Regions from separate parts of the Homo sapiens genome. Here all the other regions are linked to region 1. The links are chromatin contacts, found by Hi-C or POLR2A ChIA-PET in ENCODE. All regions are on one chromosome and are shown on one strand. The core of a region is the stretch at or near the end of the contact, and the rest is flanking DNA. Distances in the headings are between cores, read along the strand shown.

Region 1 (2,951 bases), core at 118-2,617:
GGCCAACCTGGCAATGGCTCTCTTGAGACCTTGAGCACATGGGGAGTGAGTGCCAGGGCAGGGACACTGGCTCAGGCCATTTGCTTCTGCATAGATAAGCTCTCAGGGCACCCAGAGTCATAAATACCAATGCGTCTAGTTGACAGCCAGTCAGTGGGTACAGCTTCCAGCCAGGGACTGTACAGCAGAGAGACAGAGCAGGAGCAGCAGGTGAACAGCACAGGAGATCCACTCAGCACCCTGACATTTAGAGGTGCGTCTCACCCAGTTTTCCTCTTTTAAAAATAAGGGCTGGGGATGGGGAGGGGCTGCTGTGGGTTCAGCATCAGTGTGTTGGCTGGCCGGGTTTGTTATATTTCATTCATAACTCTCCCATATTCTTCTCTCTCCCATAAGCCGGAAACCTCCTGAAGGCAAGGATTGTGTCTCACCATTGCCCTATCTTCCCAGGTCCTTGGTCGGCACACACCCAGGACAAATGACAAGCTCATGGCTCACCCTCACACAGCATGGCAATGGCCTCCCTCCTTTCTGGCTTCCGTCACTGACATCCCTCCACCCTGCAGCTGGGGGCTGGCAGCTGGCCCCCTTTTGAGGGGTCCCACTTCACTCTCCCTGGGCAACACCAATGCCAATGCTCTCTGAGCCCTGATGGAGAGAAATGGGCCAGGGTACTGGCCTGCCCCCCTCCCCCAGGCTCTTTCTCCTTGTGGCCCTTTGGCTAGGGGTGTCAGGCAGGTCATGTGCTAGAGCTGGAGGGATGCCCGGTCCCAGGGGCTGGTATGGCTCCGGGTTCTGGTGCCAGAGGGGTAAATGAAGAACAAACGAGGAAGGGACGGCGCCAGGAGCCTGGGCTTGGCAGCTCCCTCCGGAGGGCGCCCGGGGATGCCCGCGAGTGTCCAGGAGGCTGGTGACCTGCCAAGGCTGGGCGGGCTGGCTGGAGAGGAGCGGGAGCGCGGGCCCGGGAGAGACTTGGGTATCAGGAAACTCGGAGGCGGGGCTGGGGGGTGGTGCCTGGCCCGGACCGTCTGCAGGGGCGGGGACCGACCCCCAGGGGTCGCTGCGCCTTGCGCTTCCCCCGCCCGCGGGCGCCAGGGCCGGGCTGAACCACCGCGCGGATCGGCAGGGGGAGCGGCGGCGAAGACAGCGCCAGACAGCGGGTCCCAGAGACCGCAGCGCGCGGCGTGGCGCAGGGTCTCGCCGGCCACTGATTCAAGGCGCGGCGGCGCGGAGCCCGAGAGGCGCCAGGGATTGGGCGGCAGCGCGGCTCCGGAGCCTGGCTCGGACACCCCCGCGACCCGTGGTAGGAGCCCGGACCCAAACAAAGGCGGGCGGCGAATAAAAGGCGGCGGCGGAGCGGAGTGCTCGGGTTGCGAGCTGAGGACTGGGATTCGCGCGCAGCTTCCCGCGGTCTGCTTGCCCTGGAGCGGAGGGGGAGCCCCAGCCTCCTGCGGCTCCGAGAAGCTTCCCCCTGCGACTTCCGCGAGGAGACGAGTCTGCGCAGCGTGGTGGCCGCCGCCCCCCGACCCTCTGCGCACTCTCTCCCGCGCCGGCGGCTCAGCCTAGCCCCGTTCGGCCGGCCGAGGTGAGTGCACGGCCGCGGGGCGCCATCCGGGCTTGGTCTCGGGGCTGGGGGATGCATTGCTAGGAGGAGGGGGAAGTCCTCCGCGCCGTCCGCACCCCGACCTGCTTGGCGCCGCGCGCGAAGTTCTCTCGCTCTCCAGCCAGCCCGGGATGCGGGCCTCGGAGCCCCCCGGGAAAGACGGTCAGGGGTGGACAGAACCCAAGCTTGCCCTCTACGACCGGGCCCCAGCTCCGCACCATCTCCCCGCGGGACTGCAGCATTCTTGGTCGGCCAAGGGGAGTTGGATGTTGGATGTCCAGGAACGGCAAGGCTTCCGACCTCTGGCCCCTGCTTGTCCCCTCTGAGGGATATCTGGGTCCATAAAAGTTGAGCGTCAGTCTGAAGCCGCCCTTGGATCGGGCTCTCGCCCATGCTAGAGCGGAGGGAGGGGACAGAGTAAGGCTAATGACCCCCTCCACCCACTCCCTACCTAGCGTACTCGTGCTCTCGGAGGGACATTTCCCCGATTAACCTGGCTGCAGGTCCGGCCGGGGAGGGCGCGTGGGGGCTTGGGGCGGGCCGGGCCAGCGATGGATCCGCGCGCGCGAGGGTCCCCAGGCTCTGCCGAGAACGCGAACGAGGGTGGAGGTGGAGTGGGCAGCCGGGCAGTGGCGGCGCTGAGGGTCGGGAAAGATTCCCAGCGCAAGGGGCGCCAAGTCCCGGGAGCCAACCCCACCGCCGGGAGAACTTTTCCCAACTCCCTGGGGAGGCCGGCAGCAGGGCTGGGAAGGCGCCTCCTTGGGGGCTTCTCTTCTCGGCCTCTGCTCCACGGCCGGCGCCAGCTTCCCGCTGTCCCCCACTCACTGCGAGACTGCGCGCAGGTCTCCGTCAGCCCACTCCCCGGGTCAGCACCGCGGACAGCGCCTCGCGGCCGCCCTAGAAACTCAGAAGCCCGCGCACACCCACAGTCCACGCGCACACTCACACCCATCCATGCGCACACACATATCTACAGACCACTGGAAAACAGTCCACACACATACACTCGCGCAAGTACACACCCACCCACAATCCTCAGGCGCACACAATCCACGCAGACCCACGGTTCACACGCACGTGGGCGGACAGATCTCACAAGCACACACGTTCGTGGACCTGGGCAGCATCTTCGCCCCCGCTCTGCACTCGAGGTTGCTGTCTCCGGACTCACTGACTAAGCCCCAGATTCCAGAGCCCACCACCTGGTGTTCTCACCGATGCCCAGTGACTCACAAAGCCACTCAGACTCCCAAGCACAGACACACTTCCACCCCCAGCGCGCGCGTGCACACACACACACACACACACACACACACACACACACTGTCCTGCTCCTATGGGCGAAGCA
Region 2 (2,843 bases), core at 337-2,836, 140 kb before region 1:
AGCCAGGAAAATGGCATCGTATTTTCTAGAAGACAAGAATGCCACTTTTAAAGAAAATTAGGCCAGGCACGGTGGCTCACGCCTGTAATCCCAGCACTTTGGGAGGCCGAGGCGGGCGGATCACCAGGTCAGGAGATCGAGACCATCCTGGTGAACACGGTGAAACCCCGCCTCTACTAAAAAAAAAATACAAAAAATTAGCCGGGCATGGTGGCGGGCGTCTGTAGTCCCAGCTACTTGGGAGGCTGAGGCAGGAGAACGGTGTGAACCCTGGAGGCGGAGCTTGCAGTGAGCCGAGATCGCGCCACTGCATTCTAGCCTGGGCGACAGAGTGAAACTCTGTCTCAAAAAAAAAAAAAAAAAAAAAAATTTGGCCTGGTTTGTAAATGGGTCTCTGTCTGCTCTGCAGCCCTCCCTGTGGACAACTCCTCCGTGCGTGGAGGCTTCTTCCCCGGCTGGGTGGACCCTACAGGCAGCCAGAGGGATGTCCCCCTTACCCCTCCCCTTGTCTGGGCCAGCCCCAAACAGAGGCCGTGGCTGAGAGGGAAGTGTCTGCACCCTGGGGCTGGGGAGGATGAACTTTGTCCAAACTCCTCTGACTCCTTTCTCCGAGGGTGGTTATTGGGAAACAGGAGTGAAGGTGAGTATGGGAGGGAGGAGGAGGAGGAGAAGCAGAGAGAGAACAGAGATGGTGTAGGCTGCTTGGTGGCAGACCGGGGCGTGGGCAGGAAGGCCCAATCTGGTCCCACCAGATACCTGGCTTTGCCCTTGTCCTGGGGCAGGCAGGGGGCATTGAGGAGCTGGCAGAACTGTGGACAGAAGGAGAGCGGAGCCGCTTTCTCTCCCAGCGAGAAAAGAGCCCAGTCACTCTCATTTTCAGGGGAAGCAACATGCCACACCCCCCGAGACACCTCTGTCCCCAGCACAGTAGCTCCTGATGGCTGCCCGGTGAGGATGCTGCGGGCAGGTCCCACTGTCCCCCCAGGCTCTGGCGTGCTCCCCCCAACCAAGATGCCCCAGCAGGGCCCCTAGTGGCCCAGGTCTGTGGCCATCCTGGTTCCTGTCTCCACTGTCTATCTGGAGCCCCTCTCCAAGCCTCCATCCCCCACCAGCCCCCTCCCCGCCTCACCGGGCCACAGCCCCAGCTTGGTCTCTATCTTCTCACCCAGCCCTGCCTCTCACTAGGCCTCACTGCCGCCTAGCCCTATCCCTTCTTTGGGCCCTGATCCTCTGTCCTGAGTCCTCTGGCCCCGGACACGTTATACTTCCATGACCAAGGGTCTTTGTAAATTCTTCAGGCGCTCTCCAGAAGCCCCAGTCCCCTCATACTCACAGCTCTGAACACAGCCCGGCCCTGTCCCTAAAACCCAGACAGGACCCGCATGTGCCGTGACCTCCCACTCTCCAGTGTGGCCCCTAAGAACTCAGGGTCGGGCTTGGCATTAGCCTGGAGGCCTGGAGCCTGCTCATTCAGTCCTGAGCTGACAGAGAAGGTCATTAGCAAGTTCCTAACTGGGCCACACCTCCTGGGCTGTGAGGACGGCTTGTGCCAGAGAAACATCACACTCCGTGTATCTCACTTCTTGGGGTGGTGGCACTTGGTGGTGCCGGGGACTCCCACATGTACTTGTGAGAAGTCTCAGTTCCCCATCTCCTTCTAGCCACCTCTCTGTCACCTCCCTCTGCTGGGTTGTGGAGGGGTGGGGTATGTCTCGGGGTGTCCCTGTGTGGCCTCAGGCATCATTTGTAGCTCTCCTGTGGGTTGAGGTTTCTTCTCGGGGCTCATTCACCCCGGCTCCCATAACCCTACCCCACCATTTCCTAAGCAATAACCCCGTATCAAGCACTGGGCTAAGCAGGATCTTCATGGCCTCACAAGGTGGGACCTGTCACTATTTCTGTGCTCAGCAGAGGAAATGGAGGTTCAGAGTTGTCAAGCCACTTGCCTAAGGTCACAGAGCTAAACCCTGGTGGAGCTGTGATTAGGCTATAGGTCTGGGTGGCTCCTGCCTGAGTTCCTGGGGCTCAAGTTACCCCATATCAAACTGGGAGACCCTGTGTGGTCATTTCTTGGTGCCAGAGTCTGGTTGAGGGGCACAGGCAGGGAAGCTGGGTCTGGAACAGTCTGTCAGGTTGGACACTGTGATCACCTCCCATTGAAGCAGGAGGAGGTGCAGCCACAGGCCGTTAAGTGATTGTTTATTCAAAATGAAAGGAAATCTCCCGAACAAAGCAAGAAACTCAAAGATTGAAGCGCAGGGCCTGGGTGGGAAAGAAGAAATTATCCGGTTCCTGCCCTTCCCCAGCAAAGCAGGCATGGCTAGAGCTGTCCTAGCCAGCACCAGAGTGGGCCCCTGGCCAGGCGCAATGGCTCACGCCTGTAATCCTAGCGCTTCAGGAGGCCAAGGAGGATCACTTAAGGCCAGGAGTTTGAGACCAGCCTGGGAAACTTGGTGAAACACCCCGTTTCTACAAAAAGTAGCCAGGTGCCTATAGCCCCAGCTACTCGGGAGGCTGAGGTGGGAGGATCACTTGAGCCCAGGAGTTCAAGGCCATAGTGAGCTATGATCATGCCACTGTACTTCAGCCGAGGCAGCAGAGTGATACCATATCTCAAAACAAAACAAAACAAAGCAAAAACCCAACAACAAAACAGCAGGCCCCAAGGAAGCCTGTGGCAGGGGCCTGAGGGGTGGTGCAGGTAGGGTTGGTGGGGTTTTCCTGGGTCATGCCTCTAACTAGATAATAATGATGCCTGTCTCATTGCGGTGCGGTGGGAATACAATGTGCCTATAGTATATATGTAGCGCATACTGTATATGCAGTGTATACAGTGCACATAT
Region 3 (2,989 bases), core at 325-2,824, 200 kb before region 1:
AAGTAGCTGGGATTACAGGCGTCTGCCACCATGCCTGGCTAATTTTGTATTTTTAGCAGAGACGGTGTTTCACCATGTTGTCCAGACTGGTCTCAAACTCCTGACCTCAGGTGATCCACCCACCTTGGCCTACCAAAGTGCTGGGATTACAGGCATGAGCCACTGCGCCTGGCCAACTTTGGACATCTTAATGTCTATTAAATCTCCTAACAAAGATGTCAAATGGGTAGTTCAAGTTCAGAGAAGCCTGGGCTAGAGATTACATATCTGGGAGTCATTGGTCTATAGATAAAGTTGTAGGACTGGGTGAGGTCATCAAGGGGGAGGGAGTGTTGGTAGAAAAGTCAGTCCTGGTCTGAGCCCTGGGACACTCCCACATTAGAGGTGGGGGAAGAAAAGGCACAGGTAAAGGGGATGTGAGCAAGCATCCAGAGGAGTAAGAGGAAAATCAAAAGGCTGTGGTGGCCTGGCAGCTAATTATAAAAAGTTCAGTGAAGGAAATCAATGAGGTGGTGTAATAGAAAGTACAAGGTGGTGGTGAAGGGAAGAGGCTGTCTTTGTGAAAGTGACGTTCAAACTAGGACTTGAAGACGGAAGGATAAGGAGCTGGCCACGGGGTGGAATTGGAGTCTGATTGTGATGCTGAGTCCTCCAGGGCTGAAGGACCACTAAGTGCAAATGTGGTGGGTGAGAGAGAGTGTGACATTGGCTAGGATCTACTGAAAGGTCTGTGTGAGCCAGAGGGGGCATGAGACACAGTTGGTGAGTTAGGCAGGGTCTCTGTCATGGCGATCTTAACCAGTCCTACTCCCCAACCTCCAGGGCTCAGTCCTTGGGCCTCTTTTCTCTATCTCCATGTACTCCCTTGGTGATGTAGCTCATGGCTTCAGATGCCATCTGTTAAGCTAGTGACTCTTAAACTCCAGACTCATATCCAACTTCTTGCTCAGCAACTTCTCCTAGAACTGTCTCATAAACATCTCAAGCTTAACATGTCTGAGACCAAATTCTGATCTTCTCCCCAAGGAAACCTGCTTCGCCCACAGCTTTTTCCCCATTTTGCTCAATGGCAGCTTCATCCTAGTTCTTCAGGCCAAAAGCTGTGGGCATCGTCCTTGACTCCCACGTCTCACATCCAGTTCATCAGCAAATTCTGTTGACTCTCCTTTCAAAATGCATGTAGGATCTGACCACTTCTTACCGTGTCCAGCCACCACTGTGATCATCTGTCCCTGGATTTTTGCGGCAGGCTCCCAACTGGTCTCTTTACCTCTGTTCTGGTCCCATTCAGGCTGTTCCCACTCAGCCACCAGAGTAATTCTGTTAAAATATAGGGCAGCCCTGTCAGTCCTGCTTAGAACTCTTCAGTGGCTCCCATCTTGCTCAGAGTAAAGGCCAGGGTCTTTACAGTGACTCCCTAGGGCCCTACATTCTTTGCCCACCTTTTGCCCTCCCCCCAGTTCTCTGACCCACCCTCCTCCTTTCTTCCTGCTCATCCTGGGCCAGCCACACTGCCCTTTCTAGTCCAGGAGCATGCACAACCCCTCCTGCCCCTCCCTCAGGTCCTTTGTAGATGCAGCTTCCTCTGTTTGAAATGCTTTTCCTGCTTCTAACCATGTGGTTCACTTTCTCACTTCCTTCACCTATTTGCCCAAATGTCAGCTGCTCAGTGAGGCCTTGCTTTCTACCTTGCTTAAAATTACACACCCACTCCGTGCCCCCACCTGATACTTCCCCTGCTGCTCTTCTCTGCATTAGTTTTCCTCATAGCACATGTTACCTTCTAATGTGCCATATAAAGTACTTAATTGGTTAATTATCTTCCCCCTTCGACTGCGAGCTCCCTCCCTGCAGTCAGGGATTTCTGTCTCTGGTATTAGCTGAACCCCTAGCACCCAGAGCACTGCCTGGCATGTAATATTACTTAGTAAATATCCAGTGAACAAATGGGAAGGCATTGAAATATACTGAGCAGAGTAGTGACATAATCTGGTTTAAGATTTTTTAAACATTGTCTTTTATTGACATATAATTGACACACAGTGAAATGCACAGGTTTTTAGTGTTGCAGCTTGATGAATTTTGATAAATGTATACAGTTGCATAACCCACACCCCGTCATCATCCAGAACACTTCCATCACCCCCAAAAGCTTCCCAGTGCTTCTTGCCTGTCAATCCCACACTCCCTGCCCCCATCCAGAGACAGGAAAAGAACCACTGTTCTGATTCCTCTCACAGAGATTAGTTTTGCCTGTCATATAAATGGAACCTTTCACTATGAACTATGTATGTATGTATGTATGTGTATTTATTTCAGTCTGAGCTCTCGTCTGGCTTCTTTTGCTCAGCGTGATGTTTTTGAGATTCATTGTTTTATTGCGTGTATCAGTAGTTCCTTTTTTTGCTGACTAGCATTCCATTGTAACATACCACAACTTCTTTTTATCCATTCTCCTTTTCAGGGACATTTGGATTGCTTCCATATTTTGGCTATTACGTCTGAACATTCATGTTCAAGTCTTTTTGTGGATATTTGTTTTCATTTTTCTTGGGTAAATGCCCAGGAGTAGAATTGCTGGGTCACAGGGCAGATGATGTTTAATTTTATGAGAAACTGCCAAACTGTTTTCTGAAGTGGTTGTACTTCTTTACACTCCCCCCAGCAAGTGTTCCAGTTGCTCTGCGTCTTGCCAACTTTTTGACTTAAGTCTTAACAGATTCATTCTGGCTGCCGTGTGGAGAACCGGCCCAGTATTTCACTGTGTAAGCTCATTCAGAAAATGGGGTTGGGAGAGGAGGAATGCCTAAAAGGAAATTCCCAGATGGGCCACGTCTCTGAATCAGGTAGAGCACATGAAGCCTTGGGCCATGTATCAAATGCTAGGAAACAGCTTTCTCCCCAAGGGCTCTACTGTTTTCTTGTGTCAGATAACCAGATCTTTTTCCTCCCCAGAGTGGGTTGCTCTTGGTTTTGGGGTGGGGACAGA

Evidence for each region. A loop is a pair of places that touch in the nucleus more often than their neighbours do. ChIA-PET counts read pairs that join two places held with the same protein, here RNA polymerase II (POLR2A). Pooled maps may share reads with other maps.
Region 2: a map of natural killer cell shows a loop between it and region 1 (4-fold over the local background). The contact joins the enhancer-like site here to the promoter of DISP3 in region 1. A Hi-C loop is called at or near these places in 3 of 168 maps with a recorded cell type or tissue (Panc1, heart right ventricle and natural killer cell), 6 of 37 single-sample maps with no recorded cell type and 9 of 50 pooled maps. POLR2A ChIA-PET finds 5 or more read pairs at or near these places in 4 of 52 experiments (H1, HEK293T, SK-N-SH and 1 more).
Region 3: a map of posterior cingulate gyrus shows a loop between it and region 1 (2.2-fold over the local background). The contact joins the enhancer-like site here to the promoter of DISP3 in region 1. A Hi-C loop is called at or near these places in 1 of 168 maps with a recorded cell type or tissue (posterior cingulate gyrus), 1 of 37 single-sample maps with no recorded cell type and 5 of 50 pooled maps. POLR2A ChIA-PET finds 5 or more read pairs at or near these places in 4 of 52 experiments (CD8-positive, alpha-beta T cell, H1, K562 and 1 more).

Annotation. Positions count from the first base shown.
Region 1 is chr1:11,477,788-11,480,738 of GRCh38, forward strand. DISP3 (dispatched RND transporter family member 3) reads left to right here and starts at 1,368. Exons shown (of 21, transcript NM_020780.2): 1 at 1,368-1,585. RefSeq lists a silencer at 955-1,274 and an enhancer at 1,919-2,520.
Region 2 is chr1:11,333,970-11,336,812 of GRCh38, forward strand. No RefSeq gene overlaps it. Among named protein-coding and RNA genes, the nearest start is that of UBIAD1, 62 kb to the left of the region's middle. RefSeq lists an enhancer at 1-373. Within about 2 kb of position 1,587, at least 4 of the 41 ENCODE cell types and tissues checked have a DNase peak (open chromatin) inside an H3K27ac peak, as active enhancers do; they include natural killer cell, where a contact is called at or near this core.
Region 3 is chr1:11,279,542-11,282,530 of GRCh38, forward strand. All of the region lies in intron 1 of UBIAD1 (UbiA prenyltransferase domain containing 1), which reads left to right. Among named protein-coding and RNA genes, the nearest start is that of UBIAD1, 7.8 kb to the left of the region's middle. Within about 2 kb of position 1,575, at least 9 of the 41 ENCODE cell types and tissues checked have a DNase peak (open chromatin) inside an H3K27ac peak, as active enhancers do; they include CD8-positive, alpha-beta T cell, where a contact is called at or near this core.